Regions from separate parts of the Homo sapiens genome. Here regions 1, 2 and 3 are each linked to region 4. Evidence: chromatin contacts called from ENCODE Hi-C data. All regions are on one chromosome and are shown on one strand. The core of a region is the stretch at or near the end of the contact, and the rest is flanking DNA. Distances in the headings are between cores, read along the strand shown. Region 1 holds the start of PHF11 (PHD finger protein 11). Region 2 holds the start of CDADC1 (cytidine and dCMP deaminase domain containing 1). Region 3 overlaps LOC107984568 (a long non-coding RNA gene). Region 4 holds the start of DLEU2 (deleted in lymphocytic leukemia 2).

Region 1 (3,067 bases), core at 535-3,034, 630 kb after region 4:
AGGCCAGGCTCATAGATTGTTCTGAGAGTCATGGGAGACTATTGGTGGGTTTTGAGTAGGAGAATCACATTTGCTTTTTGTTTTTCAAAAAGCATTTTGGCCGCTCTGCAGGCCTGCCTGTATTAAAGGCTAGAATAGAAGCCAGGAAAGCAATAGTCCAGACAGAAGATCATGATGGCGTAGGCTTGGGTGGCAGTAATGGAAGTGGTGAGAAGCAGTCAGGCTCCAGATACAGTCAGGCTGAACACAGAACTGGCTGGCCCGACTGATGCATTAGAAGGGGTGTCCGGAGGAAAGAGAGGCCCTGAGGAGCCACTAAGGTTTTTGCAAGGAGCACCTGGGCGAATGGAATGGGCTGGTGGTTGAGCAGGTTTGGAGTACCTGAATACAGTGGAGGAAACAAGAATTCTCTTTGGGACATACTCAGTTTGAGATCATTTCAGAAATGGAAGAAGTTGGTTATACCAGTCTGGAGTTTGAGGAAGAGGTCAGGATGGAAGCGCATCTCCCGTGACTTACCTTACAGTCCATATGTATACCAATGAATGAAATATCCAACTGATTGGCTTGTGGTTGCCACGTATGATGTTTACGTGTGACGTTTTGTGGTTTGGTGCCTTTGTGTCATCCTCTCTGCTGGGAACACCCCTTCAACTTTTCCACCTTTGGCTGAGTCTTGCCCTTTAAAGGTAAGCCCATGAAACATGGAGAAACCCTCTCTACTAAAAATACAAAATTAGCTGGGCGTGGTGGCACATGCCTGTAATCCCATCCACTCGGGAGGCTGAGGCAGGAGAATCGCTTGAACCCGGGAGGCAGAGGTTGCAGTGGGCCGAGATAGCGCCTTTGCACTCCAGCCTGGGCAACAAGAGTGAAACTCCTCTCAAAAAAAAAAAAAAAAAAAAAGGGTAAGCCCAGCCATCCTCTCCTCAAAAAGCTTTCCCTGAAGACTGGGAGTCAGGAGTCTCTCATCTGTACCTCTGTGGTTCTGACCTCCTCATTAAAGTTGCCTAGTAGAGTCTCTAGGGCAGGGTCTGCCTAACTCATCTTTGTATGCTCAGGACCTTGCCCTGAGCCTGGCACACCGTTTGGAGCTATACACACACGCAAGGGCAGGAACCCATCAGAAGACCCACCCACTCAAGTAGAGGGCCGGGGAGGACTGGAACGACTGGAGAAGGGGAGACGGGTTCCAGTCACGTCCTCCGTGAACGTGAGACCCAGCTCTTCCCTCAGGGCCGCCCCCTGCCTCACCGCATCAGGGCGCCCCTCCACTGTCCTGGTTTACCGGTGAGCGGAGGGGCGCTAGGAGAGTTGACATCGGTTGTGGTGGAAGCACTGGGCTGTCACCCGCGGGGGAGGTAAACCGAAGCGTGCCCACCACTCGCGCGAAACCATGGGCAGTCAGAGCCACCTGTGGAACTGGCCTGGGCCGCGCCCTGTCCTCTGGCCCCCTCCCCCACCAACAGGCACGCGAGTGGTGAGCCAAGTTCGTCCAGCGCCGCCCCGGCGTCTAGGGCCCCGGCCCGGAGTAGGGGCAGGTCGGGCCCCCATGCGGCCACGACCGGAAGGCAGGCCCCTTGACCGGGCCCGTCGCTGCCCAGCCCCGCCCGCCCGCCCGCCCGCCCCCGCGGTACACACCGGTGGGAAGGAGGAGCGCCTCCTGCGCGGGCCGGGCCTCCGGGCTGCTGGCGCCGAGCACCCTCTCGGGCCGGGGCGGCGACGCCTGGGCCATGACTGTGCTGCAGCTGCGGGTGGCGGCCGGATAGCGAGATCCCGGAAGTGCCCCAGCTGCACTAGGTTTCGTTTTCTTAAATCTGGGCTGTCGCTTTGAGTCACTAGCCGGCCCGGGGAAAGTTGGGTGTGCAGAGAGGGGTTGTCACACACACTGCTCCAGATTCCAGTCTAGTCTTAATTTGAATAGCTTAAAAAACCCAAACGCCGGGAGCAGTGGCTCACGCCTGTAATCCCAGCACTTTGGGAGGCCGAGGAGGGCGGATCACGAGGTCAGGAGTTCAACACCAGCCTAACCAACATGGTGAAACCCCGTCTCTACTAAAAATACAAAAATTAGCTGGGCATGGTGGCGGGTGCCTGTAATCCCAGCTACTCCAGACACTGAGGCATGAGAATCGCTTGAATCGGGAGGCGGGGCTTGCAGTGAGCCGAGATCGCGCCACTACACTCCAGCCTGGGCTACAGAGCGGGACTCCGTCTCAAAACAAACAAACAAACAAACACACACAAAAAACAAACAAACAAAAAAACCCCAAACGCCAGGCTTCCCTACTCCACCCCCCACAACACAGCGGGAGAAACAATCACTCTCCTGAGGGTTCCTCCTAAAAACTATCATACTGGCCGGGTGGGCGCGGTGGCTCACGCCTGTAGTTCCAGGACTTTGGGAGGCCGAGGTGGGCGAATCACGAGGTCAGGAGTTCGAGACCAGCCTGGTCAACATGGTGAAACCCCGTCTCTACTAAAAATACAAAAATTAGCCGGGCTTGGTGGCGGGCGCCTGTAATCCCAGCTACTCGGGAGTCTGAGGCAGGAGAATCGCTTGAACCCGGGAGGCGGGGGTTGCAGTGAGCCAAGATCGCGCCACTGCACTCCTGCCTAGGCGACAGAGCCAGACTCCCTCTCAAAAAAAAAAAAAAAAAAAAAAAAATTATCATACCGAGTTTGGCTTAAATAAGCATATCTTAAAAGGACGCAGAATTAGCCGATCCTAAATCCAGTTGCCAGTAGCAAGCCTTTATTTAGCACCCATAGGGTACAGAGCACCATACAAGATGAGGTTTTCAGTGAATCTAACATAAATGCATATAATTATAGTTAAAAAATAAGTTGTTCTGGAAAAAAGACATATAATAGTTGGTGGTTTGCTGAGGAATTAAAGGAAAACTGGAGGTCTTCCACTTTCAGCAGGTTGTAAAGAGGAAGACTGCCAACTAGGGATAGCAGAAGAGAGAACATTAAAAAGGACAATTTGTATAGTCTTGACAACTATGAAATGAATTGCAGAAGAGTGTGGGGTCTGCAAAACAGGGAAGTGAGCAGACAGACC
Region 2 (3,031 bases), core at 70-2,569, 880 kb after region 4:
GGGGGAAATTATGTGGTATAGACAATAATCTTATTAGCCGAACTGACATATGAATACCATTAGTACCCGATAAACATGGTATTCTCAGAAAGTATTTTTAGAATGGAAGATGACTTATTACGGCTGGGAATTATAAAGTGTCATGTTAATCAATAAAGATATTTTTTAAATCTTAAGCCTTGTTAAGTTTGGTTTTAGGTATGACAGAAACTGGAGCAATAAACTCAGATTTTAAACCACTGCTTTTCTAAGGGGAAAAACTATGAAACAAATTATACCTGAGATTTTTGCCGCTGGGCTTCTGCTGGAAAGAGCTCCATCCAGAGGCTGAGCAGAGTGAAAAGGTTGACTTTAGAAAGCCTTGGTATCTGACCTACAAAAGAGACGACAAACACTTTAAACTTTGTTACTAATGGTGAAAAAGGGAGCCAATCTCAATGCCACTTAGGTGCTGCAGCCTAAGCCCAGCTGCTTTCGCAAGAGGCACAGAAAAAGATAGGGGACAAGAGAGTCAGAGGTATCTTAGCAGTAGACGCTTCAGCCTTAGTCGTGGCTACCTCCTTCTCCACTTAAAAAGTTGAGCCTTCTTTCTCCAGCCCTCACCCTGCAGGAAAAAACGGTACAGCTAATACACATAGCTGAGGGGGACAACCCAAAGCAAGCTGTGAAAAGTCTTCGCATCTGACGTCGTCGTGGTGCAAGCTTTTCTTTGGACTGTGATGGGGCGTTGCTAAAAGGAAAGCGATTAGAACACAACCCGAAAAATGCGCTGACCTTCGACGGTAAAGCAGTCGAAATACAGGAAAGCGTCACGTGCGGTTAATTTGGAAATCAAGGCAAAAGCGCCGTTTGGAAATGTTCAGGCTCTTTGACCTCAGAGGCCCCAGCTCTAGGTCCTGTGAGAAGTAGCTAACAGGGGTAAAAAGCGAGACTTCAAAAGCCAGTGCGACCGAGCCGATTGGTCCTGGCGACCGCGGAGGGGACACGCAGAGGGCGGGCAGGAGACATCCAAAAGCAGCAGGGGAGGCAAAGAGGCTCAGACAAGGAATCTGGAGTTCAATGACGGGAGACGCACAGGGCAGAGCGAAAGGTAGGGTGGCGGGAGCAGGGTCCCGGACACTCACCGGTCATGCTGCCAGTCTGGGTGCTGACTGACCGCCCGGCCCTCGCGCTCTCCAGATTTTGCATCTGCCCAGCTTCTTTCATCCCAAACCTAGCGTCCTCTGCTGCCAAGGAAACCTCTCCCAGTCAGACATGATCTCGGCCCTAGCGCCCCCGCCTCTCGCCTCCTCTCAGCAACTGTAAGGCAACGGCCCACTAGGCGCAGCCAGATGACGCCTCAAGCTTGACCGCCACTTCAGGGCTCCTCGTGTGACGTCATAGAGAGGCGGGGCTTTGGCGCCAGAGGGCTGCCCCTCGGCCGGTGACCGAGTTAAGCACCGAGCTGTAAATCGCTTGAGACCTGTATTTGGTTGTTTTGTTGGTTTTGCCAAGTAAGGTCACTTGAGGATTTCTTGGCTCGAGGTCCCAGGTTGCGCAGACTCTGACTGCATCGAGTTGAGAATTTTGGTCAGAATGTTAAAGTGGAAACCTACCCCAGGCTGTCATGGTCAGTGTTTTAGAGAACTTCTTGGGTTGGGGTGTGGAGCTGGGCGGTCCAGGATGTTCTGTCATCAGAGACTGGCGGGTTCTGGGGAACTTGGTGCCATGGAACACAGTAGGGACGTTCTGCTTCTCATCAAGAACATGAAGACATTAAGAGGTGGAATTGTAATGGGGAAAAAGGTGAGAGGAGGCAGTAGGAGTTATTTTGTTTTTAATTTCTAATGTCTAGTTTATTTCCACAAAACATCTGTATCATACCAGTTCTTTGAAATTTGTTCAGACTTGTTTTATGACCTAGATCAGCACTGTCCAGTAGGATTTCCTGTAGTATTCTATATCTGCACTGTCCAATATGGTAGCCACCAGCCACATGTGGCTATTGAGCATCTGAAATGTGGCCAGTACAACCAAGGAACTGCATTTTTAACTTCATTTAGTTTTAATTAATTTACATTTTAAGTAGTGACATGTGGCTATTGGCTACTACTGTATTGGACAACATTACTCTAGACTCTCCTCCTGGAATTCCTATTAGGCATAGGTTAAACCTTCTGAGGTTCTAAATTATTATTTTTAAAATATTGCATCATTTTGTTTCTCTGAGCCACATTCTGGCTAATTTCTTCAGATCTATCTTTCAGCTTGCTATTTATTTCTTTGGCTTGTAGAATTTTTTCTAGTTCGCCTGTTCTGAGGGTAAAGCTCTTCAGGTGATTTGACTATATCCAGAGAACTCCATTCTGCACCTTTCCTGAAGTGTAGACTTTGTTGACAGTGCCTTCATGGCAATTAACACTAAGGTTTAAAGACAGGCCATGGACTAGGAGAAAATATTTGCAAAGCATGTATCCAACAAAGGACTCATATCCAGAATATATAAAGAACCATATAAACTCAGAGTAAGTAAACAGTCCAGTTAGAAAATGGATCAAAGACTTGAATAGTCATTTCACCAAAGAAGATATACAGATGGCAAATAAACATGTAAAACAGTGTTCAGTGTCATTGGCCATTAGGGAAATGTATATTAAAACCACAATGAGATTCTACTACACACCTATTTAAATGGCTAAAATAACAAGTACTGACAGCACTAAATGCTAGTGAGGATGCAGAGCAACCGGATCTCTCAAACATTGCTGGTAGGACTATAAAATGGCATAACCACTCTAGAAAACAGTTTGACAGTTTCTTATAAAGTTGCACATATGCTTATCATATCACCCAGCAATCACACTCCTGGGTATTTATCCTAGACAAACCAAAACTTATGTTCAAACAAAACTCTGTACATGAATGTCATGGTGGCTTTATTTTTAATAGTCAAAAACTGAAAACAGGCCAGGCATGGTGGCTCACACCTGTAATCCCAGCACTTTGGGAGGCCAAGGCGGGCGGATCATGAGGTCAGGAGTTTGAGATCAGC
Region 3 (2,749 bases), core at 219-2,718, 560 kb before region 4:
AATGCAGGAACAGAAAACCAATACCCCAGTTCTCACTTATAGGAGAGAGCGCAACATTGAGCACCCACAGACATAAACATGGGAACAATAGACACTATGGACTACTAGAGGGAGGAGGAATTGAGGGTGGTATGGGTAGAAAAAGTACCTACTGGGTACTATGCTGACTACCTGAGCGCAATATACCCGTCTAAGAAAACTGCACATGTATCCACTGTATCTAAAGTAAAAGTTGGAAAAAAAGATTTGGGGGTGAAAATGAAAAAGATGTGTTCTATTACGGAATTTTGTTTAAGACTCTTTGCTTAATAACGGAGAGGTTAAAAGCAGGGAACCAAAAAGAAGCTGCAGACTTTATCTCTGAGAATCTGTGGTGAGAACTGTCTCAGAAAGTACTCTAACCACAGAGAAGATGAGGAGACCAGATGAGTCTCACGGGCCCATGAACACTGAAGTGCTTATGAACATTTTTGGGACACACATGAAAGAGGCAAAAGCAAGTTGTAATGTAGCTAAAAGTTGAGGCACTCATTTATTTAAAAGAGAGGGGAAAATCATACAGAAATCATTTTTAAAAACCTTTGTCACTTTTTGAACCTTTTTTGGCTCAAAATCAAGATTCCTAATATTAAAGTAAATAGTGATTTGTTTTTGGTGGGAGCTGTATTTTGAATCAGTAGATTAATACAGAGATCCTAAAACCAGCATGTCCAATCATGTGGTCCCAACCTCAAGGTGTTCAAGCTGGGAGTATTATTTTTCCCAATCAAGCAACAGAGAAGATACACATTTGAGTATTTTACTGACTTGTGAATACAGATTGTTACTTCTAACAATCAGGCAGAAAATTGTATCTTGGTTCAATGTAATGCCACATGGTATATAATGACAAGCTGCTTTGAAATGTAATTACTTTTATAGAAATAAAACCCTTTCACATTTTGTTTTGTTGACAAATAGACCAGGCAGCCGCCAAAGAAGTGTCGATGGAACACTTTTCTCAGAAGCATATGCTTCACTTTAGCCAAGAAAGAAGAAAACACTTGATCAACATGTATGTGTGTATCCTGAGACGCTTAATCAGAAAGATACACAGATCTTTCTTTTCCATAATCATGAGACCTGAGATTTTTCTCGAGGGAAGTGTTCCAACATGAGAAAGAAAATACATAGTTCAAAAAGCCCGTGTGTTCAATTTGCTGCCACATGGTTTAAATTATCTATGTATTTATTAAGGGCGCTAAATAGGCAGCTTAATTTAGGGAGAGGGGTCATTTAAGTTGAGAAAAATCATGTTTAATCCCTCAACTCACTACAGGTTGATTGTGCTTTTTAAACGCATATAGCCTCAGCTAACAAAATTCCCCATGATAAGAAGTTCCCCTGTCTGCTTCTAAATTTGTCAGCTGCCAATAACAATGGAAACTTGTTAAGCTCCTGGCTTCAGGCCCAGCTGCTCTGGGCGTCTTCCAGAATTAGAGATTTGTCAGTTACTTTCTCTTTATGTTGCCAGTGTGCTTGCCTGCAATTTGGGGGTCAGCTCTCTGTTCCTGGCATATCATGTGTTTGTTACATTACTATAGAGTGGAAACCAAAGGGCCAGGGTATCAGAGCTTCTTTGCTTGTATAAGTCTGCTTTGGTTTTTTTCTCTGGATGGGCGTAAAGCAGGTCTGAAGGGAACCATGAGGAAGACATGATTAGATGTAAAAGGCTGGAAATTTGAACATTTACTGGCTATTTGATGGCAAGACAGAATTCTAACTTTCTAAGCTTCAGAATGGATAGTTATGTTTCTATAAAGAGTCCTTATTTTTTAAAAATACAATATGAAACATTTTAGATAAAATTACATATTATCTGTAATTTGTTTCCAAATAATATGGGAGTGAGACAGTGGGTCCAGATGAAGTAAGATTGGCTGTGAGTTGATCATTGTTGAAGGTGATTGGTGGGTACACAGGGATACATTCAACTACTACGCATATTTTTGTATTCATAGTTGATATTTTCCAAGATACAATTTTTTTTTAACTGGAAGAAAAAAAGTGCCTGAGAAGAATGCAAGATCCCTTAATAGCCCTCTCTGGACTATCAACAAATCTTAGGGAAATAGGGTAAGAGTTTGAGAATCTTTTAGAAACATGGCTTTCCATTTTTTGCCAGCATTTATGAAAGAGTATTTGATAGTGCCCCCATGCTTTGCCCCGTGTCTTCTACCACACTATTTTTATTATATGGTTCTCAGGCTGAGAACCTGAGACCCATGGACTGTGAAACTCTTCTCCAGATGTCTTAGAGCATGCTTAGGGTTTAATCCGCCCACCTCCTTGGGTCTTTGACTTGTACATGGCTTCTTAAGTCCCATTTTCACTGGGCCAAAATGCCCTGAATTATTTCTTTATGGCCTCCAGCCCCAGTGGATTCTCTGTGTGAGTCTGGCTCAAGATGTACACATGCATATCTTCAATGTCCACCTATTTTTATTTTCATCTGAGCCTGTATAGCCAGACAATGGAAGGAAGTGTTTCTCTTGGTGACCCACAGTAGCCTTCCTTCCTCCCGGCCCATTGCGGTGGCTGTGGTTGTCTCATTCCCTTCTGTGTGCTAAAATCAGCCCCACTCAGAACCTCCCCAGACTCTGGTCTGTGCCTTTTACTTGCCTTGTGTGGTTATTTTGATTGCTATAGCAAGAACCCTATTTGTAAGCAGGCTGAGCAGTGTCAAGCATAGATGACCTGGGCGACAGCC
Region 4 (2,844 bases), core at 327-2,826:
GGGGGTCGACTAAGCTCCGCGTTTTGGAAGCCCAGCAAACACTGCACAGGTTCGCTTTACTTCCTCTCGCCTTCTTTAGAACGAGTGCACACATTGGCAGCTGACGATCCCACCACCTAGTCTCCCTCTTAAAAGAGGGCAGGCAAGCCTGGAAAGGTTTCCCAAATAGAGGCAAACTTATTGCTGTCTTGACTGGCCCAGCGAAAGCGCTCTCAGCACTGGCTGAGCCCAGTGCCCAGCCAGGAAGCTCGGCTCGGGTTGCGCGAGTCCTTGAAGAGTCCCCCACGGCCTGCAGTTGGCCCGAATGAGGGTCTGTGCGCGGGAACGGTTTCCCCAAACCCCTTAAGTAATAACATAACCCTTCCAGACTGTTCATCACACTGTTCAGCTGCCAGGAAAGGTGCGACGCGCTTCTTGCCCTCGTCCCAGCTCAGCTCTAGTTTCTTCCGCCAGTGAGCTGAGAAGCCAAATTATTTTATTCCCACCCTGTAAAGTTAAACTGCAATATACATAAATCACTCAGGGAAGCTGCTAAGATAAATAACACTCAAATGAGCTACTTGCACTTGGTATTGTTGTAAGGCCTTCCTCTGGTGTTTACCGCCCTCCTTGTTTACATGAAGCTCAGGAACAGCGGCTTTAGGCCGGTAGGGAGCTCAGTTTCATTTCAAGGGTATGGCAAGGCCTATCATTTCGTCATAAGGCTTTGAAGGAAAGTTCGTCTGTTTTTGTCTCACATCTAACTTCCAGTAACTTCTCAAAAACTATATTCTTCCAACTGTAGCTCCGGTCTGCAAACTCCCTTCTCCCTAGCTGTCCGGGAAGGGGGACTCGAGCTCGCGCAACGCCCCGCTGCACCTGCGGAGGAGGGAGAGCGTCTGGGTGCGCCATGGAACGCCCGCACCGCGCTTCCCGCGCTCCGCCCGCCTGCCCGCGAACGGCTGCGAGCCACCCCCGCATCCCTCACACCTCTGCCCTCCCCAGTCGTGCGCGGGAGAGGGGGCTAGCACCGCAATGCCTGGAAGAGCGGCCGCGCGAGGGGCCTGGGGACAGGACAGCCTCCCGGCTCCGAGGCGAGGCCCGAATGCGCGCACACTCGGCGAGCGGGGCGGCGACTGGGGAGCCGGAGACGAGAGAGGGCGGAAGTGCGGGACGCCCCGCAGCACTCCCACAGGTCGCGGAGCCCGAGATCCTCGTCGGGTGGCGAGGGCGTGGGTGCCCACGCTATGCGTGACGCCTGAGCCGCGGCCCGAGCCCACGAGCTGGGTGAGGCCGCTGCCGCCGCCGCCGCCACGAAGCCTGGCGGGCGGCGCGGAGCCCCGGGGAGCTGGTTTTCCCGGGCGGGCACGTGACGGGGTTGGCAGCGTTCGGGCCCCGGCTGGGAGGGGGAAGAAGCGGGGAGCAGAAGGCCGCGGGCGGGCGGCTGGCGCGCTGTGTACTTAGGTCGTGTGCTGGGGCTTTTCTCTCCCAGGAGCCGGCGGGGGGAGGGGAGGGGGAGGGGCCACCGCTCCGCCTTCTCCTTTTCGCAATGTTGACGCAATCTATAAATAGTGGAACAAAAGGACCAACTTCCTCGGAGCTTTGCTGAAACTGCACAAAAAATCGAGCCGGGGGGTTCCCTGGTCCCCGGCGATGGGGCGGGGAGCGCTGCGCCGGGGGAGGGGGCGGGCGCGGCGGCGCGGGCCCCGCCGAGGGGGGACACCTGGCTGAGGCACAGCTGCCGCCGTGCCTTTCCGCGCGAGCCCAGAGCTCCGATCCCTGCGCGGGCTCGAGAGCTCGCCCCGAACGGGGGTCTTCCTCCTCCGCCGTTGACAGGTCAGTCCGTACCGCCCCTTTCAACACTGTGGGCTTTCTTTTTCCTCCCCCGAGCCTCCACTTTTAGAAGGGAACTGAGAGGAAAAATAGAACGAGGCGCTGCAGCAACAGCCAGCAAATCTGCAACCCCAGCAGTCCACACGGCAGGGGTGGCCGAGGGGGCTCAAGGAGGCGGTCCCCGCCTGGCCCCTCGTCGTATGGCCGGTGCCTGCGCCGCAGCCAAAGACGGAGGACTGGCGTGCGCCACCCGGGCGGTAGGGAGAGCGGAGGCGCGGGCCGCCTTGCTGGGGTCGAGGAGGGGCTCCCGGCTGCTTCTCTCGCCCGTGGGCCGACCCCCGGAGGCTACGCGTCAGGGCCCGGAGGCCGCTGCATGCGCCTCGCTCCCTCCGAGCTCGGACCCGGCGCCTCAGCTTCGTCCTCTAACTGCTGTGGGAGGATGGAGCAGAGAAGCGCTGTCGCTGCACGCCGCCGTGCCCCCTGGCTCTGGTGCCCACGCAGCCAGCAAGCACTGAGCTGGGGGGCAGGGTGGAACCGGGGCACGCTCGCTTCTCGGAGCCTCGGACCTGAGCGCGAGCGCCCGCCGCGCCGCCGTGGCGGTTCCACAGGGCGCGGGGAGGGGGCGGAGCTGGCGCTGTTGACAGCGGTGCCGGAGCGGGGAGGGCGAAAGTTGGGGAGAGGGGGCGGGGGAGAGGTGGGAGTCGGGGCTGGGGGAGAGAGCGCGCGCGCGGGCTTCGGCGGGGAGAGGGGGGCCGGGTCATGTGATGTACAGACACCCCCGCTACAGGCTGGCTGCAGGGGTGACGTCACCACCCTTGACTGCAGGGGGTGGCACTTCCGCTCCCTCCCCAGCTGCTCCCCAGCCCCTGGCACCGCCGGCTGGAGCCCTTTCGCAGTTTGAGTGGGCAGAGGGAGAGAGGGGTTTTCCTTCTGGCCCCAGCCCGACTGCTTCTCCCGCCGCCCGGAGTCCCCGCCCTGGGACCGGAATGGGAGCCGCGGCCGCCCCCTCCCGACGCGTCCCATTGTGTGAGC

The links. A loop is a pair of places that touch in the nucleus more often than their neighbours do. Pooled maps may share reads with other maps.
Region 1: a loop to region 4 is called in a map of naive thymus-derived CD4-positive, alpha-beta T cell, with 8 times the contacts of the local background. The contact joins the promoter of PHF11 here to the promoter of DLEU2 in region 4. A Hi-C loop is called at or near these places in 3 of 168 maps with a recorded cell type or tissue (CD4-positive, alpha-beta memory T cell and naive thymus-derived CD4-positive, alpha-beta T cell) and 10 of 50 pooled maps.
Region 2: a loop to region 4 is called in a map of sigmoid colon, with 5 times the contacts of the local background. The contact joins the promoter of CDADC1 here to the promoter of DLEU2 in region 4. A Hi-C loop is called at or near these places in 2 of 168 maps with a recorded cell type or tissue (naive thymus-derived CD4-positive, alpha-beta T cell and sigmoid colon) and 12 of 50 pooled maps.
Region 3: a map of endothelial cell of umbilical vein shows a loop between it and region 4 (2.1-fold over the local background). The contact joins the enhancer-like site here to the promoter of DLEU2 in region 4. A Hi-C loop is called at or near these places in 5 of 168 maps with a recorded cell type or tissue (PC-9, chondrocyte, endothelial cell of umbilical vein and 2 more) and 8 of 50 pooled maps.

The regions. Positions count from the first base shown.
Region 1 is chr13:49,494,670-49,497,736 of GRCh38, reverse strand. It overlaps PHF11 (PHD finger protein 11), which reads right to left and starts at 1,784. Exons shown (of 10, transcript NM_001040443.3): 1 at 1,642-1,784. The coding sequence starts at 1,735. The region is part of intron 12 of SETDB2-PHF11 (SETDB2-PHF11 readthrough); the gene reads right to left. SETDB2 (SET domain bifurcated histone lysine methyltransferase 2) reads right to left here. Exons shown (of 14, transcript NM_001160308.3): 14 at 2,734-3,067. RefSeq lists enhancers at 1,203-1,252, 1,743-1,982, 2,293-2,978 and a silencer at 1,443-1,722.
Region 2 is chr13:49,246,213-49,249,243 of GRCh38, reverse strand. CDADC1 (cytidine and dCMP deaminase domain containing 1) reads right to left here and starts at 1,319. Exons shown (of 10, transcript NM_030911.4): 1 at 1,125-1,319; 2 at 279-373. The coding sequence starts at 1,206. It overlaps LOC105370203 (a long non-coding RNA gene), which reads left to right and starts at 1,404. Exons shown (of 2, transcript NR_135318.1): 1 at 1,404-1,609. RefSeq lists enhancers at 1,197-1,426, 896-1,458.
Region 3 is chr13:50,684,415-50,687,163 of GRCh38, reverse strand. All of the region lies in intron 2 of LOC107984568 (a long non-coding RNA gene), which reads left to right. Among named protein-coding and RNA genes, the nearest start is that of DLEU7-AS1, 120 kb to the left of the region's middle. Within about 2 kb of position 1,468, at least 9 of the 41 ENCODE cell types and tissues checked have a DNase peak (open chromatin) inside an H3K27ac peak, as active enhancers do; they include endothelial cell of umbilical vein, heart left ventricle and heart right ventricle, where a contact is called at or near this core.
Region 4 is chr13:50,124,273-50,127,116 of GRCh38, reverse strand. DLEU2 (deleted in lymphocytic leukemia 2) reads left to right here and starts at 1,576. Exons shown (of 14, transcript NR_152566.1): 1 at 1,576-1,815. The region is part of intron 2 of DLEU1 (deleted in lymphocytic leukemia 1); the gene reads right to left. RefSeq lists silencers at 1,124-1,453, 1,484-1,693, 2,014-2,523, 2,604-2,844 and an enhancer at 745-1,455.